Regions from separate parts of the Mus musculus genome. Here region 1 is linked to region 2. The links are chromatin loops, found by intact Hi-C in ENCODE. Cell type or tissue: heart. All regions are shown on one strand.

The links. A loop is a pair of places that touch in the nucleus more often than their neighbours do. Peaks named below come from ENCODE experiments on the same cell type or tissue, not always from the same donor. Only the 100,000 strongest peaks of a DNase experiment are listed, where the experiment ranks them.
Region 1: it touches region 2 in a loop (4-fold over the local background); 2 of 42 quality-filtered maps call a loop at or near these places.

The regions. Positions count from the first base shown.
Region 1 is chr7:133,121,652-133,126,651 of GRCm38, forward strand. It overlaps Gm35364, which reads left to right and starts at 1,904. Exons shown (of 2, transcript XM_006508433.3): 1 at 1,904-2,214; 2 at 2,333-5,000. The coding sequence starts at 2,018. The coding sequence ends at 2,960. It also overlaps a transcript of Ctbp2 not described here. In heart, CTCF peaks have their summits at 164, 1,403 and 2,744; DNase peaks (open chromatin) are centred at 890, 1,580, 1,790, 2,570 and 1 weaker place; H3K4me3 peaks cover 4,023 bases; H3K27ac peaks cover 4,140 bases.
Region 2 is chr7:133,174,416-133,179,415 of GRCm38, forward strand. No RefSeq gene overlaps it. Among named protein-coding and RNA genes, the nearest start is that of Gm35567, 39 kb to the right of the region's middle. In heart, no CTCF peak of the experiment used is centred here; DNase peaks (open chromatin) are centred at 2,266 and 2,536; H3K27ac peaks cover 1,034 bases; H3K27me3 peaks cover 520 bases.

The DNA.
Region 1 (5,000 bases), 53 kb before region 2:
GCCAACCGCTGCTTGGGCCGCATCTAAGAAAAGTAGGGGGTGGGGGCTGGGCAAGGGTACCACACACACGCGCGCACACGCACTCTCCGTGTCGGCGACTATAGTCGCCGGCGTTAAGCAAGCCACCGGAGGGAGTGTGTGCGCGCGAGGGTTTGCCCGCGGTGACCGCGCCGAGCTCTCGGGCCCGCGGCCTCCTAGCCCCTGGGCGCAGCGTGGGCTGCAGGCGACCGGCCACGCCGCGGGGCCTCCCGCAAAAGCAAGGCCTGGGCGCACCGGCACTCCCGCGCTGCCCGGCCTCAGTCGCCCAAGGCAGAGGGAAGGGCGCGAGCCGGAGAAGAAAGGCTCTTCCCGCCGGTCGATCCGGCTCCGCGAAACACCCCAGGCGCAAGGAGGCGACTGCGGCGGCCGGACCGTCCCCGCGCCACGCTAGATCCCCGGTGCCCACGGCGCTCCCAGCCAGCCCCTTTTACGAAACTTTCTTTTTTGCTTCGCCCCACCCGAAAAGTGCGGTCCCGGCGAGGACGCCGAGGACAGCGGGCGGAGGGCGAGGAGGAAGTGGTGCCCGCGGGAGCGCGGCTGGGCAGAGGAAATGCCCGCGCCGCCCGCCCCCGCCCTTGCAGCCCGCCCCGGCCCCCCGCCCCGCCGCGACTTTGGCGGGCCGAGCCCCGCGCGCCACTGGCGGCGGCGGCGGCAGATGTGGCCCCGGCTGCCCCAAGGAGCCAACAATGCCGGGCCGGCAAAACAAAAGGGATTCGCTTCGCGTCTTTCCCGGCCTCTCACTTACACTCTGGGAGAACCGCGCGGGATCCCGGGCCGATAGGGGCCGCGCCCCCAGGGGCCCCGAGCCACGCGCGCCCCGACTTGTCCCCGCCGACCCCGGTGTCTACTCCCCCCTGCCCGCCCGCCTCCCAGGCGCAAGGCCTGCCGCACCCCGTCATGCTCGGACTCCTGATCCCCAGGGATCTGGCCGTATTGTCCCCGCGGCGCGCAGCGCGCTCGTCCGAGATCGCCAGCGGCCCCCGCGCGCGCACCCACCGGGCTCCAGGAGCAAGCCCGGGGCGCCTAGGAAACCGTCGCCAGACGCCGCCGCCGCTGCCCTCCGGACGCCGCTGCGCGCCGGGTTTTTCTTTCCTTTTTTTTTTTTTTTCCCCAATCCTGATGGGAAGGAAGGTGACCGCCTACTTCGCATTCATCAACTCTCATCACAACAACAAAAATCCTGGAGCAAAGGGCGGCCAGCAAGCGCAATCGGTGGCGAGGGGCGGAGGACGAGAACCCCCCGGCAGAGGTCCACCTCCGGGCGTAGTGTGTGGACACAGGGCTGGGGGCGCTGACCAAAGATGTCCTCGGATGCCGGCCCGGTGTCCTTCGCCCTCCTCCTTCTCCCGGAGTGGCGCAGTGAGGCGCGGGCACGGCGCCCCAGCCAGCGGCCGCAGGTGAGGCGGGGGCGGCGACAGCCCCAGCCCTCCCCGGGTACCCCCGCCCTTACCTCGTCCTGGGTCGCCGGCGTCCAAGGAGAAGGGCGCCCACCCGGGAGGCGGCGGCGGTAGCGGTGGCTCCCGCCCCTCCCACCCCACCCGGCGGCGGCGGCGGTGGTGGTGGTGGCGCTGGTGGTGCGGCCCCCCCTCTCAGCGCGGCATGGCTCCCAGCTCGGTCTCTTGCTCCTCCGGCCGCAGCTGGCTCCTCTGGGCCGCTCCCGAGCCACCTTAAAATGACACACGCACACAGAGACACACACACAAAAACTTAATCTCTCCAGCTCCGCGCCCCACCCCCTCCCGCCCTCCCCTCCCTTCCTTTGCCTTCCCTTCCCTCCCTTCCTTCCCTTCCTCCTCCTCCCGTCGCCGCCGAGCCTCTTCCTACTTCCCCACCCACCCCACCCCCTTCCCCCGCCCACCGGCTCCCGATCCAGTCCCCCCCCCCCTCGTCCTGGCCGCGCGCCTTCTTGCCAGCCCCGCGGCCTGGCGGGGGCTGCGTTGGGGGTCCCTGGCCCGCGCCTCTCTCACCCCCCGAGAGGATGCTGGCTGTAACTTGGATCCGGGGAGGGAAGGTCCTGGAAGCCGAGCGCCTCCCGGCTATTTGCTCTTCTTTATTTGTTTTCTCCTCCCGGGAAGGAGGAGGAAAGCGCAGAGAAAAAGGAAAGGGAAGGACGGAAGCGGCGCGGGCCGCTGCTCCGGTGCCCTCCGGCTGCGCAGGAGCGAGGCGGGAGGCGAGGTGAGGGTCCCCTCGCACACTCGTTTTCTTTTTCTTTTTTTTTTTTTTTCTTCAAAGGCGGGGTCTCTCTTTGCAAACCAATGACACAACCCCACATGGTCCGGTCTCGCCCCTACAGATACTTCTCACTACAAATCGGCTCTCTCCGGGGATTAGCAGCTACACGAAAGTGCATACTGGCGCTGCGGGCAGCCGAGGGGGCCGGGCAAGGCAGACACTCCCCGGCCCAGCCCCGCGCCTCCCTTGAGACTCTGGGGACGCGCAGGGGTCCCGCAGCCGGTGGGGTGACTTCACCCTCCTTCCTTCTCCTCCCCTTCCACGTGGGGCACGCCACGTGGGGAGACGCGAGCTCTAGCGGGCCTCGGCACGGTCCCCGGGGTAGCCCCGGCTCGATAAGGCCCCCACCACGCCCGCTCAGCCGACCTGCACTCTACTCGGCCCCGAGGCTCCAACTTCCTCCAGGGCCCCGCGCAGGCCACGGGTGCCGTCCCAGGCTCGTGAGGTCAGGCGCGGGCCGGCCACAGGGGGCACTTGCGCTCCCAGATCCCAGATCCGGGAGAGCGAGCCAGGGAGGTAGCGCTGGCTGCGGGGCGCGCGGAGACTGGTCTATGTGCTGGAACTTGCCACGATGTGTTCGCTACGAGAAGCCAACTGTTTTTACACATTTAGAAATGTCTTTCTGTTGTCTGGATGTCGCTGGGGCTATTTTGAAAGCCTTGCCTCGGTCAGGTCACCAGGCTCTCTAGAGGCCTTGCGGGCCCGGGGGTCGTGCGTGCGGTGCCTTTTCGTGATCACGAGTCCACAAGTGTCTAGGAGCATTACGACTAGAATCAGGACTCTTAACGACGATGGGACACAGCGGCAGCGCGAGACTAGTTAGCATCTGGGCTGGGTTCCTTGGCCATGACCCGCGACACTGGAGCGCTGTCCCCGGAAGGGAGCCGTTTCCCTGTACTCAGGGACCCAGGATTACCAGACTTTAAGCGCGCGTCTTCTAAGGACCCCTGTGGCGCTGAACAGAGCCCTTGGATGCAATTGTTTTTTTTTAAAAAATCTTTAGGGTGCTAGCGACTGGATTGAGATGTTGGGCTAGCGACTGGATTGAGAGGGGGTGTCCAAGGTCACAACTTTGAAGACCACAGGGACCGCCATTCAGAGAGCCACGTAGAGTGTGGTATGGGTGGCTTCCTCCCGCCCTTCGCGACCAGAGGCATTTATAGAAGAGGTGGGCCTCTGCTCTGGAGGCCTCCGAGCCCCTGAACCCATCGCTGTGCGTTCTGGAGAGCGCAGCCTTTCTCGGGCTCTATCTCGGCCTGTTTGCTAAACTGCTCACCAGATGACGGCCGTGAGACTGGCACTGTTAAGGTTTCTATGTTTTATAGTCAAACTATTCTGAATGGCAAGACGGGAACGGTCCCTCTCCAACACATCACATCCCCCAATAGGCCTGGGGCTGCCCTTGAATGTTCTGTGAACGAATCACAGGTGTGCACCCGCCTCTGACCCAGTTGTCTCTATCTTCCAGGGCTTTGTGTTCTCATAGATTCTTCCTCTTAAGAGTTTGCCTCTCCCCAGCAGCTTCATTCCAAGGTCACAGGGCCCGGGAATTGCTTGCAAACCGATCTTGTCCATACCCGGGCTTCTGTATCACCAATGCCAGCTTCCTGGCCCTCCCTAACTATGGTAATTCCTGAATTTTTATGTTTCTCAGATCTCTGCCCTTCGTGGTCCTCTATTCTCACCAAGAAGCCACAGTCAGCTGGCTTTCTGTCTTTCCTGTTACTTCTTCAGCTTTCCTGCAGTCTGATTTTGAATTCCACTTTAGAAAAATACTACCGTGGGCCCTGCAGGATGCCTCAGCCTGCAAAGTTGCTACCTAGCCAGAGGAGCTGAGTTCAATCCTCAAAGGCTAGGGAAAGATGGAAGAAAAGAGTAGACTAAGTTGTCTCAGACCCCTGCACATGTACCAGATATCACAATAAGAAAACACTACCCCCTTTCTTATGAACTCAGAACTAAAAATCATTTCTAACTTCAGCCTGACCACCTGCATTTTAAAATATGGAGTCCAGGCTGGGGGGGGGGGGGGGGGGCGTAGCACAGCGGGTAGAACACTTGACTGGTATATATGTGGTTCTTGGCTCATCTCTTGCTCCTGAAGTCAGGGGAATCTGGCAATCACCCAGATAAGGTTGCACTGCTAATACTTTGGGGCTGGCAAGATTGCTCAGTGGGTAAAGCCCTTGGTCCCAAGCTTGAGAACCCAGAAAGAGCAAACTGACTTCCTCAGGCTGTCTTCTCAGCTCCATACATGTACCATGCAATGCATGCCAACCCCACAAGATAAAAACAAGTGTACTAACATGTTTAAGAAACTAACTCTAGCTACCATCAACATGTGACTCTAGCCATTTCTCAAAAGATGTCAAACATAAACAACAAGACCAGAAATAAAAACCCAGGGCTGGAAAGATGGCTAAGCAGTTAAGAGCATTGGCGGCTCTTCCAGAGGCACTGATTTCAGTTCCCAGTAACCACACCCACCTTAACTCCGGCTCTAAGGGGTCTGATACCCTCTTCTGATCTCCAAGTGTTCCCCCTTCACCCCCAAGTGCACACATACACACACACTCAAATGAAAATCTTTAAAATTCAAAAACGTAACCAGACTCCAATAGATGCTTCTCTGAGGATGATGTACAAACAGCCACTGAGCAGACAGACTCACTCAATGCTCAGCCCCAGTCAGCAGGGAAATACAAATGAGGACCACAGTAAGATACCAC
Region 2 (5,000 bases):
TGAGTTGTTGATTACTGTAGAGAATCCTTTTGTTCTTTAAGAGCCTACTCTTGCTTTTGCGTAACCATTGATTCTCACTAAGTTAGGAGGTTTATTTATAGACTCCATTCTAGAGAGTAAGTTTCTGGGTTTTTTTGGGGGTGGGGTGGAGTGGGTGGGTAGCTGATGCAAACTGCCTGCCTTTTCATTCTCTTTTCAGGGCTGGATGGAACACTTGCTATGTTCAGGCTGGCCTTGAACTCCCAATCTTGCAGCCGTGGTCTTCTGAGTGCTGAGTTAAGGGTGTGTGCCGCCATGCCTAGCTCATTTTTCTTTTCTTACTAACCCGATGGAGTGGGCTTCGATATGTCAAAATCAGCTGAAGTCTGAAACTGGCATTGTACCAGTAATCCCTACTTGATATCCTTCTGCATACTCTTCTGAATCCTGAAGCAAGGAAGTCACCCTTCCATGCCTCTCCGTTCCAGCTCCCATCAGCAAAAGAACTAGCTAGATTCACATTGCCTCTGGAAGCAGAGATACGCACTGGTTTCTGGGTATCATGCCATCTTAAGCAGGAAAAGACTTACCATGTTTCTTGGGAAGGTTTGCTACTCAGTGGGCCTCAGTCCCACACACAAATGAGATGCTAAGGCAATAGCAAGTGTGTTAAGATAGTTGCTCAGCAGTCAAGAATGTATACTGCTCTTGCATAAGATGTTGGTTCAGTTCCCAGCACCCACATCAAGCATCTCACAACCAGCTGTAACTCCAGTTCCAGGGAAACTACTACTCTCTGGCCTCCGTGGGAACTGCATGCATGTGGTGCACATAAACTCACACAGATGCAAACACCTAAATAAGAATTATGCTTAAACCCCAAACAATAAAAACCAGGAGTGGTGACACATGCTCTGGAGAGGCAGACAGGAGGATTTGTGAGGCTTTCTGGCCAGCCAGTCTCGCTTAATCAGTAAATTCCAGACCCATGAGAAACTCTGTCTCAAAAAGATAAAGTGGAGCAGACAGAGAGATGGTTCAGTGGTCGGAAGTTTGTGCCAAACAGCTTGATGGCTTGCGTTTGATCCTGGAACCCATGTAAAGGTGGAAAAAAGAGCCAACGCCACAGAGTTGTCCTCTGACCTGCACACATATGCAGCAGCATGCACACACGCATACACACACACACACACACACACACACACACACACACACAAACACACACCAAACAAAAACCCTGCTGTGGACAGTGCCTGTTGATGTTGTCCTCTGGCTTCCACACACAGGTTATACATTTGCAGGTGTGCCACACAGACCCATGTACCCACAGACACATATTTATTGGGCAATTTAAAAATGTCGTGGCAGCTTTACACTCCAAGAAAAGATGTAAACAAAGCTAGACTGACTCTTGCCCTGTGGGGTGCATAGTCCTTCAGGGGAGGTGGACATTCACCAAAGTCACAGGTCTACAACACTTTGTGAATCCAGGGTCAAAGGGTCTGAATTCAGCTCATGAGAGGGGCCTTCACCACTGGGAGTCTGCTTTCTGATGCCTGTGGAATTCTCTAAAGCTAGGAAAGGGGCATGCTTTCATGGTTTATTTTAGAGTATATTTTAGAGTATTTAGAGACTGGTAATTTATAATGAAAAAAAATAATTTGGTGCCTAACTCCAAACACATAGTTCTGGCATCTGACAGAGCTTTTATGCTGTATTATCCTATAGTAGGAAGAAGGCTGTAAATGTGTGTGTGTGTGTGTTGCCTGTGCACCACATGTGAACCGTGTGCCTGCGGAAGTCAGAAAAGGACATCAGATCTCCTGGAACTGGAGTTGTAGACAGTGGTTGTGAGCTACCATATGAGTACTGGGAATTCTGGGAATGGAATCTGGGTTCTTTAGAAGAACAGCTAGTGCTCTTAAGCACCAAGCCATCTCTTCAGCCCCACCCCGTCCCCTGCCATTACATGCTTTTATAACAAGTCCATTTCTGAGATACAGAGACATTACCAAGGCCATGTCATGAATTCATTTTCAAGGACAGAGCCTCATTGGCTCCACCCCAATGCTGTTGCACTACCAAGGGGATTTCTAGCACGGGACACTTTCAACCATGACACTTACATGAACAGCAGCAGTCTGCTGCCTTCTCTTCTGTACTCTGGGGGCATCTGTGTCCCTGGATGGCATCCGTTGCATGGGCTGCCAGGCAAGCTGCAATGGACCTGGGCTCTGAGCCCCAGCTCTGTGGGAGTGTGGCAGGGAAAGTGTCTGGTTCCAGTTAGATCAGCCTCCCCTTGATGAAGCCTAGGAGCTGGGAGGAACCGCTGCAGATGAAGGAGGCTGCTTCTCATAACAGCCTTGGGAGTCCTCAGTACCTTGGGGGGGGGTGGTCATCTGCTTAGGGCTCTTTCATCAGCAGGCATCCAGAGGGAGCCTGGGGAGGTATAGAGGCTGGGGAGTGGTACCCACCAGAGGCCAGAGAGGGAGAAAGGAGGGGACACAGAGAGTCCCCGTCCAGTCCAGGCACATGGCCAATAGGAAACTGGAGCCAGATCTAAGATTAGAACGGGGAGGTTTGTGGCTCTCGAGCCCCTACCCGTGCTGTTTCTTGGCAAGGTTCTCCTTGTCCTGCTCTGACTCAGACCCTCCCTGGATTGTCTCTGGAGTTAATGTTGCCGTCATTATGGTTGTTCTAATAAAATACTCATCTGACGACCTATTAGTAAGGCACATTGTTGACAGGAAATGTGTATTCTCCACATTTCCTATTACACTGTCTATTTCCTGCCTCATTTTTCTTGGGAGGACAGGAGCCACTGGAGATAATAGCATATTGACAGGAAAGAGAAAGTGGGAGAGTGTTGTTAGAGGTGGGGGATTTAGATCTACTTCACGGCAGGGTTTCCTGACGGTCTGCTTCACAGTGTATGTAGACCTCTCCCCTCAAACAGATTGTCCCCACCACCCTCAGGGTTCATGTCTGGATCCTGTATGGATGCCAGGCCCACCATGTCTGGGAGCTGCAGTTGGAAAGAGTCCCCGAGAGTCTGGAAAGTGTGTGGAACTAACCTTCTTCAGCAGCCACCAGTACTTGAGGATGGCGGGAGAAGAAGAGAAGAACCATCTCACCTCCTGGGACTGGAAAGATGGCCCAGTGGGTAAGAGTGTTTGCTCCACAAGTGTGAAGACTTGAGTTCGGATCTCCAGTACACACATTAAAAAAAAATGCACACAAACCTGAAAACAGCCATGTTAGGGTGGCAGGCAAGAGGATCTCTGGGGATTGCTGGCTGCCAGCCTAGCCCCAAGCTCCCAGTGAAAGGCTGACAGAGTGATGAAGCAGGATGTCCTAATTTCCCATCTACACCACACACACACACACACACACAGACACACACACACACACACACACACACAAACACACACAGACACACACAGACACACACACACAGATACACACACAGACACAGACACACACACAGACACACACACACACAGATACACACACAGAGACACACGCACATAGACACACACCCCTTACTTTATAGAAATGTCTTCCCTGCCTGCACTTTTTTTCTTTCTTTTACTTTTTGATACTGACTTACACATAGTTCAGTGCCAGAGGGAGAAACCACGGGATGCTTTTGTGGACGGCATGCTTCAGCTCAGAGCACCCGAAGAGAGATCATTTTGGAGGCCAGCAGCTGTGGAGTGGCGTTTAGGCTTGGCATTCTCTTTGATGACCCTGCCCAGTATGGACTGTGAAACACTGACTAGGCAGAGTTCTGCACATGGCCAATTGTGATGGGGCTAGCCCTTTCCTGGGGGCCTTCCAGTCTCCCACTGCTCTCTCCCAGGAAGTACAGATATGTTTACAACTAAGTGAGGGAAAGACAGAGGAAGATAAGAAACAAACATAGCAGGGTCAACTGTCCCTGTGTGCCTGATTACCCCTTTTTGTACTTAAACATCTGTCCCCAGAAGACTGCGTGATTGGTCACCCACAAAATGAACATCTTTTTTTTTGTTGTTGTTGTTGTTGGTGGTGGTTTTTTGGCTTTTTCCAGGGAGAAAGTTTTTTGGCTTTTTCTGTGTAGTCCTGACTGTCCTGGAACTCACTCTGTAGACTAGGCTGGCTTTGAACTCAGAAATCTGCCTGCCTTTGCCTCCCAAGTGCTGCGATCAAAGGTGTGTGCCACCACTGCCCGCGTGCAAAATGAACATCTTTTGTTTAGCAGTTATGCCCAGACTTGGAGCTGGTGACTGAGAGCTGAACAAGACACCTTCAGGATAAGAGAGAGATTGATGCTAGTTTAGGGAATTATTCAAATTGCCTTAGGCCAGAGGTTATTGAGTCAGGTAGCCCCAAGCAGAGAGACCTCTCTTTTTTTCCCATTAACTTCTTTATTTATTCACTTTATATTCCGATCTCAACCCCACTCCCCCTTCTCCTTCCACTCCACCCTCTCACTCCCTTCTCCTTTTTCCTTTCCCTTTCCTACAGAGAAGGGTAGTCCTTACCCCCAATCTGGGTACCAACCAGGCCTGGCACATCAAGTCTCAGCAGGACTAAGTACACCAGGACTAAGCACATCCCACTGAGGCCTGACAAGGCAGCCTAGCTAGAGGAAACGGATCCAAAGGGAGGCAACAGAGTCCCAGTCAGAGATGGCACCCCTTCTAATTGTTGGGGGGGCCCACACAAGAACCAAGCTGCACATCTGCTACATATTTGTAGGGGACCTAGGTCCAGTCCAAGGATGCTCTTTGGTTGGTGGTTTAGTCTCTGTTAGCCCCCGTGGGCCCAGGTTAGTTGCCTCTGAAAGTCATCTTGTGGTGTCTTTGACATTTCTGGCTCCCCTGAACCCTTCCCTAGACTCTTCCACAAGATTTCCTGAGCTCTGCCTACTGTTTGGCTGTGGGTCTCTGCATCTGTTTTCTTTAGTCGCTAGATGAAGCCTCTTAGAAGACAGTTATGTTAGGCTCCTGTCTGCAAGCAGAGCAGAGCACCATTAA